2 separate regions of the Homo sapiens genome follow, and region 2 is linked to region 1. The links are chromatin contacts, found by Hi-C or POLR2A ChIA-PET in ENCODE. All regions are on one chromosome and are shown on one strand. Each heading gives the region's core, a stretch centred on a gene start or an enhancer-like site at or near the end of the contact. The rest is flanking DNA. Distances are from core to core; before and after follow the strand shown.

What was found. Hi-C counts contacts between places; a loop is a spot of excess contacts on that map. ChIA-PET counts read pairs that join two places held with the same protein, here RNA polymerase II (POLR2A). Pooled maps may share reads with other maps.
Region 2: a loop to region 1 is called in a pooled map, with 2.9 times the contacts of the local background. The contact joins the promoter of CASK here to the enhancer-like site in region 1. A Hi-C loop is called at or near these places in 3 of 168 maps with a recorded cell type or tissue (CD4-positive, alpha-beta T cell, Calu3 and HepG2), 3 of 37 single-sample maps with no recorded cell type and 6 of 50 pooled maps. POLR2A ChIA-PET finds 5 or more read pairs at or near these places in 4 of 52 experiments (CD4-positive, alpha-beta T cell, GM12878, T-cell and 1 more).

Annotation. Positions count from the first base shown.
Region 1 is chrX:41,887,007-41,891,931 of GRCh38, reverse strand. The region is part of intron 1 of CASK (calcium/calmodulin dependent serine protein kinase); the gene reads left to right. Among named protein-coding and RNA genes, the nearest start is that of CASK, 34 kb to the left of the region's middle. Within about 2 kb of position 2,436, at least 2 of the 41 ENCODE cell types and tissues checked have a DNase peak (open chromatin) inside an H3K27ac peak, as active enhancers do.
Region 2 is chrX:41,921,021-41,925,945 of GRCh38, reverse strand. CASK (calcium/calmodulin dependent serine protein kinase) reads left to right here and starts at 2,392. Exons shown (of 27, transcript NM_001367721.1): 1 at 2,392-3,016. The coding sequence starts at 2,958. RefSeq lists silencers at 2,038-2,617, 2,888-2,937.

The DNA.
Region 1 (4,925 bases), core at 1,187-3,686:
AGGCATGAGCCACCATGCCCAGCTATTTTGTGTCTCTTCGATAACCAATGAAAGTATTAGTTTTCCTCATACTTTTTAAAAAAAATTCTTTCTATAAATTGGCCATTTGTTTTTCCCCCATTTTGCTCTTAGTTGCCTAATGTTTTTCTTGCTAATTTATGTAAACTTTATATATCAAAGATATTTATCTATTATTGTCTTTTATATATTTTTAAAATTTTTCATTTTGTTCCTGATGAGTTTGGATGTGCAGAAACTAAAAATCATACAGAAGAAGCCTCTTTGTTCGATATGATTGGATATTACAACTGGTCTGCTAAAGAGGGAGGAGTATAAAAAAAGTCTACAGATATCTCTTCAATATTTTAACTTGAAGACAAAATATACATTAAGTAGCTAATCCTTTGATATTGTGTGACCCTTTTCTTTGAATAAGTCTAATTGATTCGAAACCTGCTCTATATTTCTTTTATATATCTCATCCAAAATGCATCATCAACGATGTCCAGTTTTGATTTATTTAAAATGGGGTAATGACTTAATGAGCTGTAATCTGAGTGCAAAATCCTTTTGGATATTTTATAGATCCTTGCTCCCCCCGCCCCCCCACCCAGTCTTTTGCAGTTTTGTCACCCACATTTAATTCAGTATCTCCTTTATCTGGTCTTTGAAGCCAGTTCTTCTCTTTTGTAGTCACATTCAATTGCTGTAACATATATGTAACATATAATTAAGAATTATAGGCCGGATGCAGTGCCTAACACTTGTAATCCCAGTACTTTGGGAGGCCGAGGTGGGCAGATCGCTTGAGGTCAGGAGTTCGAGACCAGCTTGACCAACATGGCAAAATTCCATCTCTACTAAAAATTAAAAAAAAATAGCTGGGTGTGGTGGCACGCACCTGTAATACCAGCTACTTGGGAGGCTGAGGCATGAGAGTCACTTGAACCTGGGAGGCAGAGGTTGCAGTGAGCCAAGGTTGCATCACTGCACTCCAGCCTGAGTGACAGACTGAGACTGTCTCAAAAAAAAAAAAAAAGAAATTATAGTAACACCTACACAACCAACATAAAGAGGTACACATTTAGGAACAAATACAAATAGCTCTTGGTATGTAGACAACTTAATTTGTGGGGTTCATGGGCTCATATGTACTACACAGTACCCTGTCAGCATTGAGCAGTCAGCATGCAGCAGGCATTCATTAGGTTTCTACAGAGGGAATGGAGAATGGATCAGTCTGTGAAATTTGTTAAGTGGGGTCAATTAAGAGTGCTTCTACCATGGTCAAAATCTAATCAGTCTTTTTCTTTGTTGTGATTGTTTCCATGCTTAGAAAGTCCTTCCCTTCTTGAGAGTTATGTGAAAATTCACCTACATTTTTCTGTCTTTCTTTTGATTCATACATTTAACTCTTTAGTTCATCTGAAATTTATTTTGTTTTTTAGTAAGAAGTAAGGATGTAAGCATCTAAATAGATTTTCCACCTTCAAATAATGTGCTGTTTTTTTTTTCCCCAGCATAGCCAGTGCATTCTTCAAAGGCAAAGATCAAAAATGTAATTTCTAGTTTTCAACAATTAGAATAGGGGTTGAATGGGTCTGGGTCTTGGGAGTGGAAGGTCAGTATGGTCCTTGGGGTTGGGGAAGGGCAGGCAGAGCATAGAGTGGAATTTAAAACACACACACACATACACACACACACACACACACACGCATGCACATTCACATGATAAGGAGAAAAAGATAACTGAGAAATTGGATAATAACAGAGCTAGTAGGAAGAGGATATAGTACAATGAACCCTCTTTAGAATGCAGGCCCTTTCCAAAATGAAAATTTGAAGGGTACTTGGGCTCTATTTGATGAATTATAGTGAGGTAAAGTAGTTTATTAAGCATTTGAATAAACCTAAATAGTTAATAAGCTATTGTTTATTAATAAAAGGTATGCCAACAAGGAAGTAATTATGCAAAGTTCTACAGAGCTGTCAAACTTGAAAGCATGTTTTTCCCCACCGATTTTGCCAGTCTCTACTGGGAAATTATTTATGATCATTCCCTCAGTCTTTTGAATAAGTCAACTTCTCTCAGTGCAATCATTGCTTTTTCCTGGGCCATAGCATTAGGTCAATTAGTGAAATATTAGGCATAATACTCTTTAAGGCTATGAATGGCCTTGAAGTACTGTATGAAAAATATGAGATTAATATTAAGAAGCTGCTATGAAGCAAATGTTACCAGTGGAAAATTTTATTATACAGTGGTGTTTATGCTGGTTTTAAGTTTTAAAACATTTTATCTTTAAATGACCACTGTATAAATGTTACTTTCAAAATATTGTTTGGTGTTGATAGGTTCTATTTACTCTTCCCAACATTTATTTGTATTATGAGTCACTTCATACTGACTCACCAGCATTGCATTAAAATAACCAGTCACCATCAAAAAGTGGACTAAGGACATGAATAGACAATTCTCCAAAGAAGAAATACAAATGGCCAGCAAGCATATGAAAAAATGCTCAACATCACTAATGATCAGGGAAATGCAAATCAAAACCACAATGCAATACCACCTCACTCCTGCAAGAATGGCCATAAATCAAAAAATAAAAAAAAAAAGATGTTGGCATGGATTTGGTGAAAAGGGAACACTCTTACACTGTTGGTGGGAATGTAAATTAGTACAACCACTATGGAAAACAGTATGGTGATTCCTTAACATCTAAATAGATTTTCCACCCTCAGATAACGTGCCTTTTTTTTTTTTTCCAGGATAGCAACTGCATTCTTCAAAGGGACAGATGAAAAATGTCATTTCTAGTTCTCAACAATTGGAATAGAGGTTGAATGGGTCTGGGTCTTGGGAGAGGAAGGTCAGAACTAAAAGTAGATCTACCGTTTGATCCAGCAGTCCCACTACTAGGTATCTACCCAAAGGAAAAGAAGTCATTATACGAAAAAGATACTTGCACACACGTTTATAGCAGCACAATTTGCAATTGCAAAAATATGGAACTAGCCCAAATGCCCATCAATCAATGAGTGGATAAAGAAAATGTGGGGTGTGTTTGCGTATATATACACACACACATATATATACATACATATATACATATACATGTATATATACATATATATACACATACATGTATATATACATATATACACATACATATACATATATATGTATATATATACATATATTCACATACATATACATATATACGTATATATATACATATATTCACATACATATACATATATACACACACATATATACACATATATATACATACATATATATATAATGGAATACTACTCAGCCATAAAAAGGAATGAAATAATGGCATTTGCAGCAACCTTGATGGAATTGGAGACTGCTATTCTAAGTGAAGTAACTCAGGAATGGAAAACCAAACATTGTATGTTCTCATAAGTGGGAGCTAAGGTATGAGAATGCAAAGGCATAAGAATGATATATTGGACTTTGGGGACTCAAGGGAAAGTGTGGGAGGGGGTGAGGAATAAAACACATTGGGTACAGTGTACACTGCTTGGGTGATGGGTGCATCAAAATCTCAGAAATAAAAAAAAAATAAATGAATCACCAACCACCAACCAACCAATATGGGAGATTTGTTTCAGCTGGAGGGCCTTAGTTTCTTAAAGTAGTTTTCTTCTCTTGCTCTGGAAAGTACTAATTCCAAGGCCTCTTTTCTCCTCCCAGTTGTAGGATATTGGGGATTCTTACTAGAAAGCGTAGGCAGAGCACATGCAGCCAGTGTCCCCAAGTTTTTTAGACCATCTGGAGCTACCTGTGGCTGCTATGTAGCCTAAAACTTCAGAAGGCCTTATGATCTATTGGCAGATGGCTAAACTGGGATCCTTGTGTCAGGGTTTTCTTTTATGTTATTTTTAAATTCCAGAATAGAAGAGAAAATGAAATGGAGAAAGAAGACATTGAAGGTTGTGGTGTTTTCTGTGAAGTTCAAGAAGTATTGACATTTCTCAGAAGAGTATGACTATAGATGATATTGTTACTGTTTGGGGTTTTTTGTTGGTCATGGTGGTAGTGATGGATTTTTTTTTTTAAGAGTCACGTTTCTTCACCTAGAATTAGCTGAGGAAAAGTGGCATCTGTATTGATGGTTTTAATAGATATGATTTTATTGGTGGTGCCTTCAGAGTAGTGGCTTAGAGTAATTAGAAAGACATCATTGCTTTGTATAGGTCTTAAAAAGATTGTTAAACTTTTAATTCAATGTTGGCTGAGCCTGCTGTGCCTGATACATTAAAAGAAAAAAGTCTTATGATTTACTGAAAAGAGTAAAATGGTCCTGATTTCAGTTACTCCCTTCTACTCATGCACACTGTGTTGCTTACTGCCCTTTTTAAATCCAAGGTGATTCTTCAACCTCATACATTGTTTTAACATTTCACTCTATGTCTAGGACATGTCTAGAATATTTAAGTGCCTTTTTCTTGGAAATAATAGAGATGTATCATACCCAGTTTTATTTGCTTAGGTAGCAGATAAAGACTTCAGAAATACTCAATATTTGAGTATTTGGGTTGGAATTTGACACTGTGTGTGTGTGTGTGTGTGTGTGTGTGTGTGTGTGTGTGTGTGTGGACTCAACTAGCCTAAAAGAAAGATAAATGCCTCTTAGAAGCTAGAGGGGAAAAACCTATGAAAACTTAGTTTGGGATGTACCTATGATGAAGAATTTGCCCTCTGATTTCTCTTCCATGTGGCTGATTTTGAAGGTTGTATAGTATTTTGTTTTTATGTTTTGATACAGCTGTTAATTCTTGACCATTTTCCTCAGAAATTGGCATTTCCAGATTGGCAAAATCTAGTATCATTGTAGGTAGCTCTTTACAGATAAATTTGTACGGGAGAGTATGCAATATATTTTGAA
Region 2 (4,925 bases), core at 1,143-3,642, 34 kb before region 1:
AAACCACTGTTAGTTGAATATTCAGTTGCTAACATCTGAACACAATCTAATAGATGCACTTACTTTAACATTTTCTTTGTGGAAACGAAAACAGAACCAAATTATTGACACCTGACTCACTAATACATGGGCTTATTTGTTGGAACAGTATTGGATTTTTGGAAGACACCCAGAGAAAAATTAATTTAAAAGGTTTGCTTATTTTAGTCCCCGAAGCAGAGAGGATCTACTTCTAACCATCATACATGGTACAACTTCTGAGGGATGTGTATTGCAGAGAATTTCTATATGACTAAATATTACACTGGGAACTGGGAGATCTAAGTACAGATCAGGAGAAAAAGTCCTCAGCTTTGTGCTGATTGGCAGACCTCAAACCACTCAAAGCTTGTGACCAGGGAGTGCCAAGAGCTGATTAAATTAGGCTTATCGCTGTGGCAAGGGGGCTGCATGTGTTAGTTTAATTAATCAGAGCCCACCTCTCCAGTAAAGATGGTTACAATCTCACCTCAAGTCCAGAGCTGCTACCCCATGGTGGGGGAGAGGGGTGGGATGGCTTTTGGGAGAGCAACCACCACATTCTTCCATCTGTAAGTGAGGGAGTCTCTTTCCAGATCCAAACCAACTGTGATCCTATGAGCAGAGCACTTACTTATTTTTGCAATCGTCTGTCTCTCTTTTTTTCACCTGCACTTTCTTTTCTGTTTTACTTTATGATTGTCCTTTTCTACCTCTGAGCATAGGTCCCTGTAGAAGACAACAAACCCCAAAATGAAGTCGACAAGGCTTGGTATAGCTCAGTCTTGGGCTGGGGAAAAGAAGTGAAGCTGACAAGGTGACTTGAGAGGGTCCCTGTGCACTTCAGGGCAGAATGGAGTGACGCCTTATTCATTAGACATGAGCTGGACATGCCAACTTGTGGTGAGTAACTCTTGGACCCTTAAAGGAGGCAATGTTTCTCAAGTTCTGAAGCCCCCGTCTCTAGAGAATGCACAAGCTCTTTGAGAAAGGAGGAAAACCGTGTGCAATTACACTTGTCCTCTGATCTGCATTTAAAAAAAAAAAAAAGGTTTAGTACCCAAATCCTTAGCAGGCAAATCTCTCAGCCTTTTGAGGGAGTGGTCAAGGGTTTGCACGAAACGTTTCTGAAGAGAAAATAGGCTGTGAGTCTCCACATCACCCCCTCCACTTTGGTATTAATAAATACTTTTTTTAAAAAAAATACTGCACTGAGAAATTTACCAGACGATTTCTGGAAACTGACTTATGAACTAATTGGGCACTTTTGCTGTGCGGAGGAACAAAGACACTATTGGTCTTCAACTGAGGCATATACCTGTCTGATGGCGCTGGCTCATTCCGCACATGCTCAGTTGAACAGAAATCTTCATATTGAATGCAACCTAGCACAGCGGCAACACCCAGAACCTCACTCCCTGGCTGCTCCTGTGCCTGCACTCCCTCTAGTTGCATTCTGTTCCTGACAAGTCTAACATTTATAGGGAGTATAGAGAGCAGAGTAGGTCCTGGGAGTTTGAGGACAATATACAAATGAGCTTAAAGTCACGGTTTGTCCCTGCCTTCCTAGCTTCTCTCTAGGTTGGTCTCTAGTGAGGGTAGGCGCTGGATAGATATTTGTTGAGTTTGGGGCAGAACGTGGGAGAAGCTGTCTCTATAGATGACCGTTTGCTGTCGCACACCTTCCTAGGCAGTTTTTGTTTAGTCCTTTTCTTGGACGACCTCCCCTTACCCCCAGCCCTCATCTTCATTAAGGAATGACAGGGTAGCACTAAAAGCATCCGCTGCCAAGCACGGATTCAGTGACAACCTCTCTCCACCTCTCTTTTAGCTTTCTCATTCATTAGCACCCTTTCCCTGCCTCTTTTCCCAGCAAAAAACTGGGAAAGGCTCCCTGCGATTACAAAAGAAGGAAAGGGGAGCGGCCAGAGTTTCGTGCCTCTTGCCGGACAACGAGCGTGCAGCCGTGGACCTTTTGTCTCCAGCCCCTTTCGCGGCTTGGTCGCGGCTAGGCGCGGAGGCGACGACCCCAACCAGCCCCGCCTCGGCAGCTGCAGCCGGCGCGCCCCACTCAACCCCCCGCGCCCTCTAGAATCCCGGTGCCCGCCCGTTCGCCGTGACGCGGCCGGCGCCCCGCGCATGCGCCGCTCGGCCCGCTCCCCTTTCCCTGGGCCACCGCCTCCCGACCGGTTGGAGTGGGCGGAGCCTGTGGTTCTGGAAGCCGCGCCGCCGACGGGGGAGGAGGGCGTGTCTGCGCGAGGCGGGTGAGCGGGGCTGGCGAGCCGGTCGGCTGCTGAGGCGTAGGGGCGGAGCAGAAGGCGGCGGCCGCGGCTCCCGCCCGCACAGAGCGCCGGTCCCGCGAAGCCCCCTCCCACTCCCGGGCGGGCGGTGGCGGCTGCGGGAGGAGGAGAAAGAGGAGGGAGCGTCTCTGCCGCCGCCTCCTGGTCCCCAGCGCCGATCCGCCGCCGCCGCCACCTCCCTCCGCGGCGATCCTCGCTCCATGGTCCTGCCGCGGCCCCCTCTGTAGCCCGAGCTGCTCCGCGACGCGACGGAGCCGGCCTCGGACAGAGGGAGCGGTCGCGGCCTCGCGGCCCGCGCGGGCTGACGAGCGGAGAGCGCGACGCCGCGCGGTCCCCGAGGATCCGCACGCCGGGCAGCGCGGCCCGAGCAGCGCGAGAAGCAGCGGGCGGGCGGGCGGCGCCGGGCCCGGGCCGCCCTCGCTCCCGCGCCCCGGCCCCGCCGCCCGCGCCGGGGCGGTCGCCTGCAGAGGAAGGCGCCGCAGTCTCTGGGCCTCGCGGCCCCACTCGAGCGTCCTCGGCACCGAGGGCTCGCGGGTCCTGAGGGGAGGAGGCGATCCCGGGGCTGGGCACTGAGCTCTTGGGCGCCCCCACCCCCGTTTTCGAAGCCCTCCACGCTGCGGCCGCTATCCCCTCCGGACCATGGCCGACGACGACGTGCTGTTCGAGGATGTGTACGAGCTGTGCGAGGTGATCGGAAAGTGAGTCTCCACGCGAGGGAGCGGGAGTGTGGAAAAATGCATTTCAGTGATGCCCCGGTCTTCCCGCACCCGCTCGGGGCCTGCCCCCTGCCCTCCCTCCTTCCCCTCTTCCCCTCTCGTCCTTCTCATCCTGGAGTATTTATAGACGTGTACCTGGAGCTCCTGCCAGGCGGGGGCCTGGGGGTTCTCAGCGGTCCATTGAGGCCACCGAGCCGAGGTTGGCCACCCCGTAAGGCGTGGGGCCGGCTGCCTGCATTTTATCTGACGGTTGCACAGGGACGTGGCACAGCCGATTTTATAGTTGCTTCAGTTGGGGTTATTGTTACCTTGCATGTACCATAGACCATTTTTGAAACAGAGCAGCTTGCATTTCCTTTGCTTGTGTGGTGAGAGAGTCCAGGGTTTTAATTGTGGGGTGTGTGTCTATTGTGCGGGATATTAGACAGATGCCTTTGTGTACACCCCATGCTCGGATTGGAGGGGGTCATTTAAGACGGGGTGCTTTCAGTTTCAGCAAATTCCCTCCTGGTGTACACGAACGTGGAAAGAGTTGGGGGCATTCGAATTTTTAATGCCTTGTTATGCAATGACTGTTCAATCAGTGCTCGAGACTCCCCTCGACTGTTGTTGGGATGGTGGTTAGCGTGGTAGAGCCGTCTGCTTTGAGTCACCGGGCTGGTCTAGAATATAGAACTGACAGTCCAAATGCTCATCCTTTCATCTGTGTTGTATAATTACGCTGGGGAAAAGCAGGGAATCAGATTAATCACAGTGCTGATTGAGAATTAAATCTGCAGTTCCTCATCTAATTGTCCATTCCTTAAATCTATTTTGAATAGTTTCCTTTTCATTCTTGTCAAACAGTACTCCAAGTGCACAATCCTGCTAATTTGCTTGTGAAGGAAATGCTGGCAATCTGAAGTTGATTTCCTAACACAGCGTGTATTCTGCGGCTTTAGAAGTTGAGGAGATAAGATTTAAGAGCAAATTTTTGCTTAATAAGGATCGCTAGAGCTAACATTGAAATATCTTACCTCTTTTTTTTTTTTTTTTTTTTTTTGGAAGCGGTGCTTTATTGTCTATTTTAAGGTCCACAGTTGGGAAATGAAACCAAGACCTTAAAGCAGTTGGCCCTATCTCTTTTAAGTTGTCTGCAGTACTCAATTTCAATTTGAGTGCTAATTTGTTTCCTTTTCTTTCCATATTGAGGTATTACAGTGTTGCCTCACATGGTGAAATTGTGGGTAGAGCTTGCTACACACTTTACTCAGACCCAATTGATGTGAGGACATGTTACTCCTTGCCCTATTGTTACATGACCAGCCAGACTTAAAAGGAAAGTATCCAAATGTGTCCTGTTAAAGTGCTTGTGGAAGTGTTCTAGAACAGCACTGTCCAAAAGATATATTATGAGCCACATTTGTAATTTAAAATTTTCTAGTAGCCACATTTAATAAAAACATACAGGTGCAATTAATTTTAATAAAATATTTTATTTAACCCTGTAGATCCAAACTTAACATTTCAACATGTAATCAATATGAAAAAATATTAATGAAATATTTTACATCTTTTATGCTAAGTCTTTGAAATCCCAATGTGTATTTTACACTAATAGCACATCTCAATTCTGACACTAAGCTACATTTCTGATGAAAATCAGAAATACTTAATCTGTATTTAGGTTTCATAAAATTTGCGTTTGCAAAAGTATATTCACATACCCAAGTTGTTCCCAATATACATAAAAGTTTTCCAATAACCGAATCAAGTACCTTTTTCTAAATTTAAATTTTAATTAATTAAAATTAAATACAATTCAAAATTCAGTTTCCCAGTCGGACCAGCCACGTTTCAGGTGCCCAGTAGCCACATGTGAATAGCACAGTTCTAGAGAGAAAAATGCATC